Regions from separate parts of the Mus musculus genome. Here region 2 is linked to region 1. Evidence: chromatin loops called from intact Hi-C (ENCODE). Cell type or tissue: heart. All regions are shown on one strand. Links, peaks and the distances in the headings refer to the core of each region. The heading gives the core; the rest is flanking DNA.

The links. A loop is a pair of places that touch in the nucleus more often than their neighbours do. Peaks named below come from ENCODE experiments on the same cell type or tissue, not always from the same donor. Only the 100,000 strongest peaks of a DNase experiment are listed, where the experiment ranks them.
Region 2: a loop joins it to region 1, with 2.3 times the contacts of the local background. A loop is called at or near these places in 9 of 42 quality-filtered maps.

Annotation. Positions count from the first base shown.
Region 1 is chr8:84,984,753-84,993,062 of GRCm38, forward strand. It overlaps Hook2 (hook microtubule tethering protein 2), which reads left to right and starts at 5,871. Exons shown (of 21, transcript NM_001372357.1): 1 at 5,871-6,000; 2 at 6,467-6,552; 3 at 6,625-6,697. The coding sequence starts at 5,956. In heart, for the core only: CTCF peaks have their summits at 5,235 (motif pointing left) and 5,743; DNase peaks (open chromatin) are centred at 1,139, 4,769, 5,259, 5,769 and 1 weaker place; H3K4me3 peaks cover 4,044 bases; H3K27ac peaks cover 4,126 bases; H3K27me3 peaks cover 912 bases.
Region 2 is chr8:84,910,639-84,918,960 of GRCm38, forward strand. It overlaps Dnase2a (deoxyribonuclease II alpha), which reads left to right. Exons shown (of 6, transcript NM_010062.4): 6 at 48-1,065. The coding sequence ends at 394. Mast1 (microtubule associated serine/threonine kinase 1) reads right to left here. Exons shown (of 26, transcript NM_019945.2): 18 at 8,032-8,141; 19 at 7,415-7,593; 20 at 7,089-7,336; 21 at 5,915-6,121; 22 at 5,518-5,747; 23 at 5,042-5,164; 24 at 4,817-4,953; 25 at 2,682-2,869; 26 at 1,215-2,603. The coding sequence ends at 1,348. Gm38426 (predicted gene, 38426) reads left to right here and starts at 2,697. Exons shown (of 3, transcript NR_103491.1): 1 at 2,697-2,890. In heart, for the core only: a CTCF peak has its summit at 3,579 (motif pointing left); DNase peaks (open chromatin) are centred at 1,883 and 2,683; H3K4me3 peaks cover 1,765 bases; H3K27ac peaks cover 991 bases; H3K27me3 peaks cover 7,878 bases.

The DNA.
Region 1 (8,310 bases), core at 311-8,310:
GGACTGACCCTCTTGTCTGTCCAGCTAGCAGTCCACAGGATGTTCCCGAGACGCTGTTTCCGGCCACCCGCAGGTCAGGACCCAGGCGTCCAGGGTGGCGGGGGGTGGGGCTGTTTCGTTGGGGGGGTCCATGTCAGGGCATGAGAATGAGGGTGGGGGCGGGGAAGGGACTAGCCCAACAGGTTCCGCCTCATTCCTGCCCCGCCTCTCACTTCCTGGGTGCCAGCCCGGGGCAGGGGTGGACAGAATGAACCCCATGGCCTCAGAGAACGTGGGTGGGGCACAGAGTAGGTGTTTTCTGCTGGGCACCTGGACATCTAGGTCTGAGGCACCCCTCCCTAACTCTGTGTCCAGCTCTGAATTCAGAGCGTCCCATCTATTATTCATCTAATCAGCACAACAACTCAAAGAGCTGGACGTAGTTTTCAGATGAGAAAACAAGCGAGAGAAGAGACAGGATTTGAATCGAACGCAGCTGAGACTTCACAAGACCCACAGCCACCCTTCCCTTCTAAGCTGGGTGTCTGTGGGGTACAGTAGGAGCTCTAGTCCCCATGAGGCCAGGCTTTCAAGGGAGTACCCGCTTGTTCTGAGTCAAAAAAGCCCCTGGATGAAATGAATAAGAAAAACGATTTTAACCGTTTCATTGCCACGATAGGCTCTGCCAAAACTTCCTGTAGGCTGGTGGGCGGGGGCACTGGGTTCCCGGAGCTAGGTCGGGGGAGGATCTCTTAATTCAAGGATGGGGGAAGCGTCTCCAGTGGCTTTCGCAATGGCCAACGAAAGGGGACGCCCGCCCGGCCTCCTGTCTCGAGAGGTGTAACCCCTCACTCGAAGTCTCCAGAACTTGATTCCTGGTCCTGGATACCCGGAGGGGGGTCCCAAAGTTCCCTCCTCAGGGGCCTGAGTCATACACAGGGAAAGCCGCGAGGCATGAGTCACTCAGGCAGAGCAGGGGGAGTGAGGCCGAGTGCGGTCTGGGGACCCCAGGGCTGGCCTGAGTCACGCACGCCCTGGCCTTTCTGACCCCCAGCCCTGCGGTGCGGAGATCAGGAGTGGAAAGCACATGGTCGGCGGGAGGAAGGGCAGTGCGGGAGGAAGCAAGCGCCTGCTGAGCCAGGAAGCTGTTTCCATGGCAACGGGGGGGGGTGTTTCGGCTCACAAGAGGAAGGTCTTCCCAGCAGGGACTGCCCCGCCCAGCGAGCTGGGGAAGGCCCCGTTCGTTCGGCCCTGGGGCCCCAGTTTCGGGTCGGGCAGGAAGGGGTTAACGGCAGTCCCCTGCCAGTTTCACCTGCGCTCCAAAGTCTCTCGTTCCGCAGCACTGGGCCCCAGCGCTCCCGCGGCTACCCCCGCGCGCTCACGTACGCTTACAGCCACCCCACCCCCGGCTTGTACTCGCACGCAAGACCGCGTCGGGCTCCACGCACGCAGCGAACTCCTTCGTGTCGCACGTCACGAACGACGCACGCGCCCCCGCAATGCGGGGTGGAGTTCTCCCAGAGGAGAGTCGTAGACAGCGACAGTGGTGCGCATGTGGATCCCTCCACTGAGTTGGTTGTCTGGTGTGACTTTGACACCCCCATCCACATACAAGGTCACAAACAATTCTGACCCACAGTGTCACAAGGACACAGGATACACCTGCTGCACTACAGCAGAAATTCCTGTTCAGCTAAGCCCTGCGATCATGGACAGACAGGGTCACACAGTCATACGGCCTCTTAAACCTAGAAGCAGAGTTGCTCAGCACATCAGCCATATAAAGTGTGTGGTAGATACGCAAACAGCGCAAACAGCCATATGCACACAGGCAATTACAGAGCCATAAGAACACACAGGCTTTTATATAATGGCAAACCATCGAAGCAAAGTAGAACAGCCTCTGTCACCTGGGATTTGGACAAGTACCCCTCACATGAAAATTGTGGCTGAGACACATGGTATAGACAGCCATGTCATTACCGAGTTATCACAGGCAACATGCAGAGATACTTTGCTTGTTAAAGGGGTATGATAAGCCAGGACCTGTGATAAGAGGGCATTATCACTGAAAAACAATGGCTGGAAATAATTAGAGTGCCTAGTAAAACAATCCATTTTCTCTATTCAGAAACACGGGTTCTACTAAATTGTAGAACGACAAAGCAGCAGGGTATGATTACAGACATAGATCTTAATGCCAACCTGAGACACACGTTTCTCATACACGGAATAAATAACACAGGTGACCCAAAAGGACCAGTCTCTCCTTGGTAACAAGAGATTCAGCTGATGCTTGACCACCTTATGCTGGGATTAAAGGTGTACACCACCAAGGCTAGCTAAGCATATTTTTGGTTTGTTGTTTGAGACAGGGTATCACTATATAGACCAAGCTTTCACCACAAACTCACAAAGCCAAGTGCTTCCTTCTGAGTGCTGGGATTAAAAGCAAATGCCACCATACCCAGAGCTTACTGTGTTTCTCAGATAGTCGTCGTAAGCAGTCCGGACTCACCTCCACCTTTCCATGAACTCTAGATCCTTTTGTCTCACCTTCCCAGGTGCAAAGATTACAAGTCCACAAAGTCCTGCTTTTTTTTTTTCTTTTCCTTTCTTCTTTCTCTCTCTTTCTTTTTTCCGGAGAGGGGGTTTCTCTGTGTAGTCTTAGCTGTCCTGGAACTCACTCTGTACACCAGGCTGGCCTCAAACTCAGAAATCCGCCTGCCTCTGCCTCCCAAGGGCTGAAATTAAAGGCGTGTGCCACCACCACCCGGCCAGCTTTTTTTTTTTTTTTCAAGTTTCTTTTTCAGATTCATTTTTTTAATGTGTATGAGTGTTGGCCTACATGCATGTATGTGCCTGGTGCAAATATGTCATATCTCCTGGTACTGAAGCTATGGATGGTTGTGAGCCACCATGTGGATCCTGGGAATCCAATTGGGTCCTCTGCAAGAGCAACAAGTGACCTCATCCGCTGAACAACCACTCCAGCCCCTACACTCGTCTTCTAAGATTATGTATTATGCAGATTGATGCCTTGAACTTCCTGACAGCCATCAAATCACACACATACACTCAGCTGAACAAACTCCAGGATCCCAAGACACAAGTGGAGGCTAACCCAATCATAGACCCACCACCTCGCACCTACGCAGATAGGATCACATTTCCCTTGGACTTAGATACTCAGTGTTGAGAGGTGGGAACAGGATAGGAGCTCCAGCAGAACTGCAGTAACCAGGTACGGGAAGATTATCAGAGTCCCCAAGCCAATGGAACATGGAATTCACAGAGAATTTTGCATACTAATGGGGGTGGGTGGGTACTGGCCTCTGGTGTGGAACCCAGGGTCCCCATCCCAGCTGTGATGACTGGATCAACATCCAGATGTGCAGGCTGAAGGGGATGGGCTGGGGTCCAGCTGTGGCCTTAGGGAGGGGTTGAGTCACTCACTTCCCAGCAGTACAACTCAGGCTGGGTCCAGCTGTTCCTGGAAACATGTTCGAGGTGGGGTCCCCAAACCAGCTAGAGGCTTCCAAACTTGCAGAGCAGGGATTCTAGGTTCCTATAAATGGGGGCCTTCGGATCTCTGCAAACTTGGAGGTTCCCTACACCTAAAATGGGTTGGCATCCTTCTAAATGCAAGGTCCCTCTCAAAGGAAGGATTTGTGGCTCTTTTTGCAGAATTAAATGCACTTATATCCAGAGCATTGCTCCTTGGTTGTAAAAAGAGATTGCCTTGTTGCCAACACCAAAGCTTTCTTTTCTTCCCCCTAAAAGATGGGACTCTTGCTGACCCTGTGGAAGATTATAACTTCTTCCCCATCAGAGAGTGAAGTATCTTCACTATTTGTTTCCTTATGTGTTTATTTATTTTGAAATAGGGTCTCTCTAATGTGGTCCTTGCTATCATGAAACTCAATATGTAGGCCAAGCTGGCCTCAGGCTCATGGCAGGCCACCCGCCTCTGCCTCTGGAGTGCTGCTATTAAAGGCAGGAGCACCGTCATACTCAGCTCCTAAGCTTCATTTAAATCTTTTTGTTTTGGGTTTTTGGTTTTTTTGTTTGTTTGTTTGTTTTTTTTTGAGACAGGGTCTGTGTGTAGCCCTGGATGTCCTGGAATTCTCTCTGTAGATCAGGCTGGCCTCAAACTCAGAGATCTGCCTGCCTCTGCCTCCCAGTTTCATTTAAATCTTGACTTCTTGAACATCTGGACACCTGTGATATCACACCAACGCTGGGACACCTTAAGTCACTTCCCAGACCTGGATTCTCAGATTTCTCCTAAACTTCAAAATCCCTGCAATGCAACCTTCACCCTAAATTTTTGTGTCCCAGAATGTCACACATTCTTTTAACAATCATGGTTCCTGGTAACAGTGTGTTTGTGTGTAGGACAGCACAGCTTTGTTTCCACTGTGGGGCATCAACTCTGGTGGATGTGGGATGGGGGAGCCAGTTGGCAGGCCCCATGCCCAGTCCAGTCTGGAAGCACACTCCCTTCTATACCTTTCCACAGGGTCTCAGGGACTGGAATCAGGAAAACAAGGCGTGAGGGTCTGTGGAAGTGTGAATCAGCCTCCAAGGCTCTCTGGTGTGTGCAGCTGAGAGTTTGAGTGGGTTGCAACCGAGTGTCTGTAGTAGATTAACAACTCTAGTAAGATAGAGGGCGGGTGGCTGATGTCGCTGGGCTCACCCAACCAGGACAGGGTCGCTGGACTGGATCCCGGCTCATTGCCTGGATGGAAGCAGAACATTATCCCCCTCCGAACTGAACCCGCCCCAAAGCAGAGCCGGCTCCACTCCTCCCTCTGGGCACATTTAATAGCCTCTAATTACAGCACATTACCCCACCCGCCAGAGAGGGGAGGGGCTACTAGTGGACCCAGGGGTCAAAGGGCGTGGTCTGGGCTTTACCCCTGGCGTCAAAGCCCGTGTACTTTGTAGCCGCTGTTTACTCATTTGCAAAGCGGCGGATTAAAAAAAAATTAAATAAAAAAATTAAATAATACAGTTTCTAAAATTAAGAAACAAAACCTGGGAATTAAAGTAGCCCTTGTCTCCTAGGGTCGTGGAAAACATTCAATTGTCTGTAGATATATAGCTTATTGTAAAGTCTGAAAACAGTAAGCACTCCACAAATGATGTCTTGAGACTTTATTGTCAAAAAATTCTAAGCTCTCTGCGCTCCCCTAAACCGGCTCAACCGGTGGACGCACCCTTTTCCCAGAAGGATGCGTTCCTACGTTCTGCGCGCCCCCTGGTGGGCTTCAGATCACCCGCAGCTTTGGCCAGGTCGAGTGTTTTTTAGGGCAGGAAGGTGCTCAAAGCACCCGGGGCCGGGAAGGAGCAGAGTAGCTCGCAGGAAAGAGACCCCGGGCTGGGCAAGTGCTATGTCCTTTACTCAGGACATACTTGACCCTTCCTGCTCCCAACCATACCCGAGTTTTCAGAAGGACTCCAGCCAGAATCACTTCTCTGGGGAAGACGCTTTTAAGATCCTCTCACTCCACGACTACAGGATTTATAATTATTCTCTGCGCCCACATTAAGAAAGGCTCAGATCATAACGCGGCTAAACCGGAGGATTTCTTTCAGCTTTGGGGGGGAACCATTAAAGTGCCTGTGAAACTGGGTGCGGTAGATCCGCCTTAAAAGGATCTTGAGGACCACTCCACTACATAAAGAGAAGCCGCGAGGAGTGGAGGTCACCAGCAGCAGGACTGAGCCAGACTGACACCTAGCGGCAGAATGTGCACTTGCCTATGTCCCGCATCTAAGATGGCGAGGCAAGTGTTTGCAATGGGAGATCACGTGTCTGGGGCGGAGCCTATGGCTAGGGGGCGGGGTGGAGCGGGGCGGCGCTCTAGGCCGAGCGGGAGGTCTGGGCTTCGGGCGCTCGCTGGTGGCGGACCCGGAGGCTGCTGCTGCGTGCCGGGGCTCCTTGGCCCGGATCGAATTCGATCCGGAGCCATGAGTGTGGACAAGGCCGAGCTATGCGGGTCTCTGCTCACCTGGGTAGGTCGGGGGGCGGGGCTGGGTCAGGTGTGCGCCCTCTCCTCTCGTCCTGTCTTGGTCTTCTTTCCTCGGTTTTGGACCTGGAAGGAGGAATAGATCGTAGGCTTGCTGGGCCGTTGGACTCTGACCTGACCACCTGCGTCTGTCACGTGGGCAGGCCTGAGCGAAAAGACCAGGTGAGGCCACGCCCCTCTGGAGGGCACAGGCCTGGTCACATGTTAGCAGTGGGGACCAGGTGACTGGTGGTAACGCCCTGACCTAGGTTTGCAGGGTTTGCCAGGATAGGTAAAATGAAGCCACGCCCCGTCCTTGCCTAGGCGTGTAGAAGTCACGCCCCCGAAGATGTGATATGTTGGTGCTACAGGCTAATGCCTTTCTAACCCCGTGAAATGTCTGATGGCTGGGGAAAAAGTCTGCAATTCCAGGTCCTCAATTTTCCTGTTGCCCTTCCGTCTTCCCCCTTTAGTTGCAGACGTTCCAAGTTTCACCCCCCTGTGCCAGTCCCCAGGACCTGAGCAGCGGACTCGCCATAGCCCATGTGCTGAATCAGATGTGAGTGTGGCGGCTGAGTGGGAGGATCCTGAAGGGCTCCCCAGCCTGCTCATCCCATCTTTCTGCCCCTAGAGACCCTTCCTGGTTCAACAACGAATGGCTCCAGGGCATCTCAGAGGACTCAAGCCCCAGCTGGAGGTTGAAGGTGACAGGTGGACTCATGACTAGGGAATAACTAGAGGACTTAAGGAGGTGAAGGCAAAGGGAAAGCTAGATACATGTCCTGTGCGATGGACAGGCAGTCTTGTCAGGAAGAGAGCCAGATGTCTGGTGATCAGCAAGCTATTTTTGTTTATATTGAGCACCCACAATAGGACAAAAAAACTTGCCACCATTCTTATGATGTGGGCAAAAGCACACACACAACACATGTTAACTTCCAAGAGGTGTGCTGGCAAATGCTTGTAATCCCAGCTATGGTGGTGTGTTAATACAGGAGGGTGGTAAACCATCCATCATCCCGTCTCAAAACCTTTAAAAGGCCAGGGATATAGTTGGCAAAAGAGAATTTGCTCACCCTACACAAGGTCCTGAGTTCAATCCCAAGTAGCAGGGTATGCTGGGTGGGGGGTGGGAGGGGGGATGGGCAGGGGTAGCCAGACCATGTGGCACACATGGAGTCCCAGTACTTAGCAAGCCAGAGGATCAGGACATCAAGGTTATCTTGGGTGGCTACACAGTAAGTTAGAACTCATTCTGAGCCACATGACACACTGCTTCAAGAAACAAAACTGGGCTGGAAGAATGGCTTGGTGGTTAAAAATGGATACTGTTCTTCCAGAGGAACTTACTGCTTCTCCAGAGAGGACGCACAGACATCAAACAGCTCTCAACCACCTGCAACTGCTCTAGGGGATGTGACACTTGTAGCCTCTGCAGGCATCCTCATATTCTCTTTCTTTCTCTGTCTGTCTCTCTCTCACACACACATACACACATACTTTCACACACACACTCTCTCTCACACACACACACACACACATACACACATACACACATGGTTAAAAGATAAAATAAATCTTAAAAAAACAAGAAAACAAATTCATATAAACCTATGAAGACAGTAAAAGGAGGGTCATGATAGCGATGGGAGGTGGGTAGGTGCTTATTTTGTTTTTTTTTTGGGGGGGGTTGTTTTGTTTTTGTTTTGTTTTGAAACAGAGTTTTTTTGTGTAGTCCTGGCTGTTTTAGATCTTGCTGTGTAGACCAGGTTTGGCCTCAAATTCAGAAATCTACCTGCCTCTGTCTCCCAGGTGCTGGGATTAAAGGCAGGTGCCACCATTCCTAGCAGGGACTCTATTTTAAGTACTGTGGAATGGTCTTAGCAAAGGAAAAACACAGCCTGGCTAAGCCGTTTCGAAGCTGCCCTTGGCTACCTGGGAAGAGATGCAGCACAGGTAGCAAGAGTAGGAAATGAAAGGTTGGGAATGGGGCTCAGCAGACCACAGCTGGTCCAGACTCCAGCACTTAAGGGCTGGACGCAGAATAGGAGAATAGTAAGGCGCCAGGGAGTGGCTCAGTGGAAAAGTCCTTGTCTACCATACCTAAGACCCTGGATTTGATCAGCAGAACTTCTACCCCATCCAACAAAGGTGGGAGATGAGAAACAGTGGGTACAGTCATCCAAGTGAGAGATAGTAGCAGTTGGGCCAGAGAGTGAAAGCCATTGCATTCTGGAACTTGTGAATTAAGAAGGTCAGGTAGACACTATAGACCATGCAGTTTAGCTCTAGAGGAGAAGGATATTTAGAACAGGGC
Region 2 (8,322 bases), core at 33-8,032, 74 kb before region 1:
CGAGGAATGTACCAGTGGCCCTCACCTCATCCTTCCTTCCCCTGCAGACCTGTACTCCGGATGGTTGGCAGAAGCCCTTGGCACCAACCTACAGGTCCAGTTCTGGCAAAATTCTCCAGGCATCCTGCCCTCCAACTGCTCTGGAGCCTATCAGGTTCTGGATGTGACACAGACAGGATTCCCTGGCCCATCTAGACTAACTTTCAGTGCCACAGAGGACCACTCCAAATGGTGTGTGGCCCCTCAAGGGCCCTGGGCCTGTGTGGGTGACATGAATAGGAACAAAGCAGAGACACACCGAGGTGGCGGCACAGTATGCACCCAACTGCCTTCCTTTTGGAAGGCCTTCCAGTCCCTGGTGAAAGACTGGAAACCCTGTATAGAGGGGAGCTGACTGAAGCCCATCGGAGCAAAGGACTAAGACTCCGCAGTCTAACCAGGTGGGGGCCGGACTAGCCTTTACCCCAGCACTTGGGAGGCAGAGGCAGGTGGATCGATTCTCTCTCTCTCTCTGGTTTTTCGAGACAGGGTTTCTCTGTGTAGCCTTGGCTGTCCTGGAACTCACTCTGTAGACCAGGCTGGCCTCGAACTCAGAAATCTGCTTGCCTCTGCCTCTGTCTCTTTCTCCCAAGTGCTGGGATTAAAGGCATGCGCCACCACTGCCCGGCTCAGGTGGATCTCTTGAGTTCCAGGCCAGCCTGGTCTACAGAGAGTTCCAGGAGAGCCAGGGCAACACAGAGAACCCTTGTCTCAAAGAAAAGAAGAAGAAGAAAAAAAAAGAAAAACAAGAAAAAGAGAAAAGAAAGAAAGAAAGAAAAGACTCAGAGACTAGTTTTGACTTGAATTTGTTTGTGTGTCTGTTGGTGGGTTAAACCCAGGGCTTACCACATGGGACACAAGTACAGTGCTGCTGAGCCACACTCCCTGTCCCAGCTATGAATCTGAATACCAGTTCAGTCCCTTCCTAACTGGAGACCTTAACAGTGCCTTAACCTCTAGCTGTCTGTTGCAAAATGGGCATCACAGCATGTCTCTAAGAGGTTGTTAATACAACCAACTCTGTGCATGGCACTGGTAACCTTTTTCTTAAGATGGAGCCCAAGACACAGACCAGGGGTGGGACACCTTTTCCTTACAAAAGCTGTTACCACGTGTGGAATTGGCAGTGGATGGGACATAGGAAGGCCCTAATGAAAGCCACCTTCTTACTTTCTGAGAAGCCAAGGGCCATTCCTGTCCAGAGAGGAGGTGTGAACCCCAAGAATCTCAGGCAGCATGGGCACTTTATTTATATGTGTACATATGTATACAGGCATCTGTACAGCACAGCACCGAAAGCCTGCTCCGCTATGGACCTAGAGATGCAGGGCTAGGTGCCCCAGTTTTGGTGAGGCCTGCAGGAGTCACAGCTTCAGCAGGACACCGGGAGTTCAACCCTGCTTCAGGCTTGGTGCCTGGGACCATGAGGGAAGCAGGTGGGACTGAAGGAGCTGCACTGCGGGGTACATTCTTTGTTGGGACTAGGGTTGGAGTCTGGGGGTCAGGAGAGAGTTTGGGGGAGGCGGGCTTAGAGCGAAGTCCGCTTAGCGTGGTCCGCTCTTCCACCTCCTCTAGCACCCAGCGCTCCCTGCCCCTTGGGGCATCAGGCATCAGAGGCATCTGGGCTACAGGTTCCTTCAATCCCTTGGAGTCTGTGCCCAGAGGCTGGGGTGCCTGGGTCTTGACCCCTGGCCGAGCAGGCTCTACAACAATGGGCACCGGGGGTGTGCCTGCCTCACCAGAGCTACTGCGCCGGCCTGTCTCATGTTCCTGCACTGGACTTAGCGCTGCCTTGGCCAGGGCCCTGGCCACCCCACCTGGGCCATCCTCAGTCTGCACGCTCTGGTGCCTTGTGCAACCCGAGTCACGCTCCAGGGTCCGGCTCCCAGGGGTTGTCGCGCGAGGTGGGGTGCAAGCCTCTGTACCTCCCGCGGAATCCTCCTTGCTTGACGCCATAGGTCTCTGGACACCATCGGGTAGCAACGGGTCCGCGCCCAAGCTTAGGGGTGATTCCTGGCGACCCAGGCGTCGCACGGCGACCTGCCGGGTCGCCCCAGGACCCTCAATAGGAGGCGTCTCACCATCAGACTCAGCGAGGCTATGCAGGGCCAGCTCACCATGGAAGTCCTTTCGGAAATCAGGGTGTCCCACTTCCAGGCTGTGTTTGCGCAGTGCGCCCTTCTTGTCTGCTCCCAGCGAAGCCCCTAGTTTCTCCGCTGACTGCACGCGCTTGAGCAACGGCGAGCGTGGTGGCTCTGCACTTTTGGGGCGCGGGCGCACGACAGGTGGCGATGAGTGTAGTTTGGCAGGGAAGCTCTGCGTGGTATGTGAGCTGCCCACCGTGTGGCCTGGCAGCGGCGGCGGCGACGCCTGCGTCGGGGATGGTGTGTGCGCTAGAGGTGACAGCGGGATGTTGCCAGCCGATTTACAGCGCGCTGAGCGGTACTGGCGGTGTAGTTTCGGTGACAGCCCGTGCAAGGTGCTGGGCCTGATGTGGTGCGAGGCGGATGAGGCGGGGGAATTAGGCGTGCTGGAAGCTGGCGAGCTACTCTGTGACGAGGCGCCTGCAGGCCAGAGAAGGTGCAAACATTCTGAGCACCTCAGTGTCCTAGTCCCCTACCCCGCGCAGGCGCAGAACATACCTAGGTAGGCGGAGTCAGGTGTAGAGCGATAGCTATGTGTGGGCGAGCGTGCGGGTAGTCCGTGCGTGGGCGAGCCCGGAAGACTGTCGCTGGACGACAAGGACCGGTTCAAAGAGGACAGCGATCGACTGGTGTGCAGCAGGTTCGACTGCTTTGTGATCTTCCGAAAGAGAGAGCTCCGCTTCTTGCTGGAGGACAAATACCAAAAGGTATTTATTTGTCTTTCCTTAACTTCGGAGCTCTGGATCACCCCCACCCCCACCCCACCCCGGTTCTAGACTAGGCAGTAACCTCCTACCTCTTTCTAGCATTTCCCCTTTCCCTACAACCCGTTTATCAAAGCAGAACTAGAGTTCTGCTCAGTTCTGCTTGACCGTGCCTTCTCTTTTTCTGGCTACGGTACAATGCAAGAAAGCCCATCCAAAAAAAACCTCCGCCTCTTCTGGCCCCTCCCAAACATCTAGCCACACTCCTTTCCCCTGTAAGCCCACTTTACAGGTTAGTTCGCTTCCTTCAAATCGACACACGAGTCCTGGTCAAATCTCTCTCTCTCTCTCTCTCTCTCTCTCTCTCTCTCTCTCTCTCTCTCTCTCTCTCTCTCTCTCTCTCTCTCTCTCTCTCTCTCTCTCCTCTGTTCTGTCTCTCTCACAGACAGGGTCACTATGTACTTCGGGCTACCCTAGAACTCTTTGTATAGATAGGACTGGCTCTGCACTCACAGAGATCACCCTGCTTCTTCAAGGATTAAAGGCATGCGGCCCTTTGTCTTTGGGGCTAGAGAGATGACTCAGCAGTTAAGAACCGTGGCTGCTCTTCCAGAGGACCAGACTGGCTTTTCAGCAGTATGTGGCATCTAACAACCACCTGTAACTCTAGTTCCAAAGAATCTGGCGCCCTCTTCTGGCCTCTGCAGGCATCAAGCACACATGGAGTACACATAAACAGAAGCAATCAAAATGCTAATACAAATTTAAAACAATAAAAACTAAAACAAAACTGGTCTGTTGGGGCTGGAGCCATGGACAGTTGGTTAAGAGGGTATATTGCTCTTGATCGCCTCTGTTAGACAGCTAACTCACAATGCCTGTAACTCTAGCATCTAGGCAATCCAACCAATACCCTCTTCTGGCCTTCAGAGGCACATCCACAATCAGACACAAACCTATACATAATTAAAATGTTTTAAAAATTAAAATAAATAAGCCTTTTCTCTTTCATCTAGAGAGGTGGTTCGGTGGTATGAAGATCTGGGTTCAGTCACACACACTCACACACACACCCTCCCCCTTAACTCTTCCACTCTATGAGAGAAGAAATTACAGTCATGCCCCATATATAACCATTTCCAAATACCCACACTACGTAACTCCCATATGGTTATATGGCCTAGAATTCTCATAGGTGAGTTGTGTAAATTCACTGATAGAAATCCTGAAAGTAAGGATGCATTTGTAGTAACACGCCTACATCATTAAAAAAATGTCTGGCTGTGTTTCTTGTCTTTTTTCCTTCCTACATAGGACCACACTGGCCTTTAGCAAAATCCAGATACTCTTGCCTCATCCTCCCAAGAGCTGGAATTAGAGGTGCCCCAACTGGTCTGCTTAATTGTATCCCACGTTGGACTGTCTTACTTGGTCGAAACCTTTTGTTTTGGTTCTTTGAGACAGCTTCTCTCTACATAGCCCTGCCTTCAAACTCACTTTATAGACTTAGCCCTGACTGTTTACAAACTCACTTTATAAACCAGGCTGGCCTTGAAACGCAGAGATCTGCCTGACTCTGCCACTTCACCAGCTATTTTATTTGTTTATTTATTTATTTACTGATTTATAAACAGTAGAGTGGAATGTTGTTGAACCTTGGGGACTAGGGACTGTTGGAATTGAAGGCACACACCACCTTGCCCAGCCTTTATCTCAGCTCCTCTACTCCTGTTGAAACAAGTCTAACCTGCTCAAGGGCTCACTCAAAATGCTTTTGAATAGTTTCCTTTCTTGGCTCCTCCCACTTTCCCAGCCTTCCGCTCCCCACCCCACCCCCATACTGTTCTTTCCCCTAAGGTACTTGTCTGCGCACCTCTCACTCTAACACTGCCCATTGGTAGAAGGATAAGCTATTATGGCCCCACCCACCTCTCCTGGCCGTCTTTGGCCGAAGGCCTTTTGTTCCTTCGGGCCATTTTGGCTTTGTAACTGCTGCGCCTGGCAGGCCCAATCCGGATGGAAGTGTTTTCAAAGGGTGTGGTGGTCACAGCTACTTTGTTGCCACTCTGGGAGAAGGGAGGGTAACTCATTTGTTAGTGGCTGCTGGGTCCTGGTCCACACCCCCCACCCATCGAAGCCCATCCCTACATTCACCTTCAGGATCAGCTCTACCACCTCAGGATGCACCATACCATGCACGGGCTCACCATTCACGTGAGTGATGAGGTCCCCAGCACAGAGCCCTGCCTCTTGGGCTGGGCCTCCTTCCTCCACGTGCTGTAAACCAACAGGGTCATGATTGAAAGATTGTTCGGACAGATCCACGTTTTCTTGCGTTGACTTTTTATGAAGTAGTAATAACTCGTCTCCCTTTTGCATAGATGAATAACTTGAGGTTGGAGAACTAACTGGAAAGAGAAATCTCACCCAAACTGCACTGTGCACCCCAAGGCTCCTTTCCCCCCTCATTCATTGTCTGCGCATCTCCCACTCTAACACCGCCCATTGGTAGAAGAAGCTACTTATGGCCCTACCCACCTCTCTTGGCCATCTTTAGCCGGAGACCTTTTGTATCTTCGGGCCATTTTGGCTTTGTAACTGCTATGAGACTATGAGCCTATGAGACTCACCCAAACAATGTGGTGGACACTGTAGACATCGGAGTCGCCCATGTAGACACGGATGGCTCGCAGTGTGAACCCATATTTCTTGCCTGAGCGTTGGATGGTGATGGGGGAACGGAGTCCACTGACAGCTGGTGAGTAGTCTCGGCTAGGCGAAGAGTCCCGTGAGGATGGATTGGAGGAGAGAGATCGAGGGGACATGGGACTAGCCAGGGGTGAGCCTCCATGTGGGTCCACTACAGGCACAAAACCATGATGGTTAGAGATCAGGGCAAACCTCACACTCTGCTCCTCTATCCTAAAACCCCAGAGCGGGTTCTTCATTACTCCACCCTGAGGCCAAACAACCTTCCTGCCACAATTGCAGGGAGCCCCTTCCCTGGTGTGTGGTGCCCCACTTCACCTGCAGGAATCATGACTGACAAGGCTGTAGCTGAAGCCGACTTGATAACTTTGCCCCCAGTTCGAGACGGTCGCTTCTCCACAGCAAGATCCCCAGACAGCTGCTGGTGCCTTGCCCTTCGCAAAACCAGGTCGTTGGTGGCCCTAGGGCCTGATGGGTCTCCATCCTTGGAGGGTGGGCCGAGGTCACCTGGATGTGAGCGCTCAGCTGCAAAGGATAAGAGCTATCAGGTCAGGGACTTTCATGTGCTGTTCTTATTCCTTGAACTTCACAGAGCAGGTCACAAATACCTGTGACACAACCTCTGGCACAGGGAAAGCATCACTACCCTTCAGTTTGGCCAAATGCTAGCCTAGAACAGTGAGTGTTCGTTTGTTTGTTTGTTTGTTTGTTTGTTTGTTTGTTTGTTTGTTTGGAGACAGGGTCTATTCTAGAGCTCACTATGTAGACCAGGCTGACCTCAAACTCAAGAGAGATCACCACTGAAATGAGGGGCTACAGTGTGTGCCACCACTCTTGGTTTAGTGCTCTTATTTTGTTTGTTTGTTTGTTTGTTTGTTTATGGTTTTTCCAGACAGGGTTTCTCTGTATAGCTCTGGCTGTCCTGGAACTCACTTTGTAGACCAGGCTGGCCTCGAACTCAGAAATCCACCTGCCTCTGCCTCCCGAGTGCACCACCACACCCGGCTTATATTTATTTTTATGAGTGAGTGTTTTGCCTGCATGTATGTATATGCATCGTATGTGTAGTGTCTGCAATGTCAGAAGAGGGTGTCGGATTCCCTGAAACTGGAGCTATGAATGATTGAAAGCCACTCTGGGTTCTGGAACCAAACCTGCATTCTCTGAAAGAGCAGCAAGTGCTTTTAACCACGGGGGTATCTCTCCAAACCCTGGGTGCTCCAGGGAGAGAAAGACACAGAAAGAGATAGAGACAGACAGAGAAATCTAAATTCTGGGTGTTAAGCCACGGCCTCAGGTCCTCCACAGGATGATTCTAGGCAGGGGCTCTGCCCCTGAGCCTCCCCGACCCCTGCAGACGTTCTCGGTGGTAATACTCACAGATAGGTGCATGAATAGCGCGTGAGATCTTGCATAAACTGTACTATATACATTAAAAGGATGCTCAATAGATCGCCCGTGGAACTGGGAAAAGGCTAGAGAAGGCACTCACTGGCCTCGGGTTCCCCGGGGGTGGACGTGCCCTCTCCTTGAACTGCCTCTTTGGGGACGCGTGTGTCCAGTGAGCTAGGGGGATCGGAGCTGGGTCGAGGAGGTCTGCGGAGTCGAGCCTCATCTTCATCCTCTTGAGGGGCAGTGAAGCGGCTGGGCTCCAGCAGTGCTGAGAAACGTCTGCGCGCTCCCAGCGGGGGACTGGCCTCTCCTTCCAGAAAACTGGCTTCAGACGCTGAGAAGCGCTTACTGCATGGAGAAAACCAGATCAGTAGGAACACTCCCATTTGGCCCCGCCCTCGAGCCCCTCTATAGCCCTCTGCTTACATCTCTGGAGAGCCCCCTCTCCAGGTCTTCTCACGCAGAGTCAGGCCACCCAGTCCCTCCCTCTTGCCGGCCACTTTCTCCTCCGGGCCCTTAGCGCTTGGGTCCCGCTTGCTGGCCCCAGATGCTGAGACGGGGGTCTTAGGCTCGTGCTGAGACAGCTGCTCCATACTGCTGTACACCTAAGAGCAGAGTGGAAGGTGCTTGAGTACGCCTTCGCGCGGGAGCCAATCAGTTTTCTGCAACCGGAGGGCGCAAACCGCGCCCTGTCTTCTGCCTGCTCAATTCTACAATTCTCTGCACCTTCGAGAGACCTCATGCAAAGTTAAGCCTGCCTTGCTCTACTTAGCCCGGTTTTATAGGCCTTCCCTAATTCCTATCTATACGTCTCCAGGCTGGACCAGGCATCCTTCCAGTTGCTCAGTACTGCTAAGGCTTTGCACAGCTTTGGCCCTCCCCTACTCTCACGCCAATCCAAATGCCAACTCCAACTCGTCCTCCAAACAAGACCTCTCAACTCTCTAGTTCCCAACCCCTCTCTAATTTTCCAAACTGAGACCTCAGATGCCTGGGACATTAGTGCCCAAAGACCTTCCAGGCTCAAGTCCCGCTCGGCGCACCTTGCTGAAGCGCGGCGAGCAGGAGGAGAATTGGCGGATCTCCACGGGCTCCTCTTCGGTGGTGTCGTCCTCATCATAGGAGTTCACATGGTGATACCTGTCGGAGCGGGCTGGAGAACCGCCGCCTCCTCAGAGCCCAGCCAAACTCTTGTCCTCTCCACACCCTCTTCCCTAGACTTTCCCTTCCCCCTTTCCCCCTCCCCCATTCTTCAAATCTCTGCCCAGAGTTCTGGATTTGCTACAATACCAGATGAGTTTACAGCACCCTGCACCCTGGCTCCACCTCAGGCT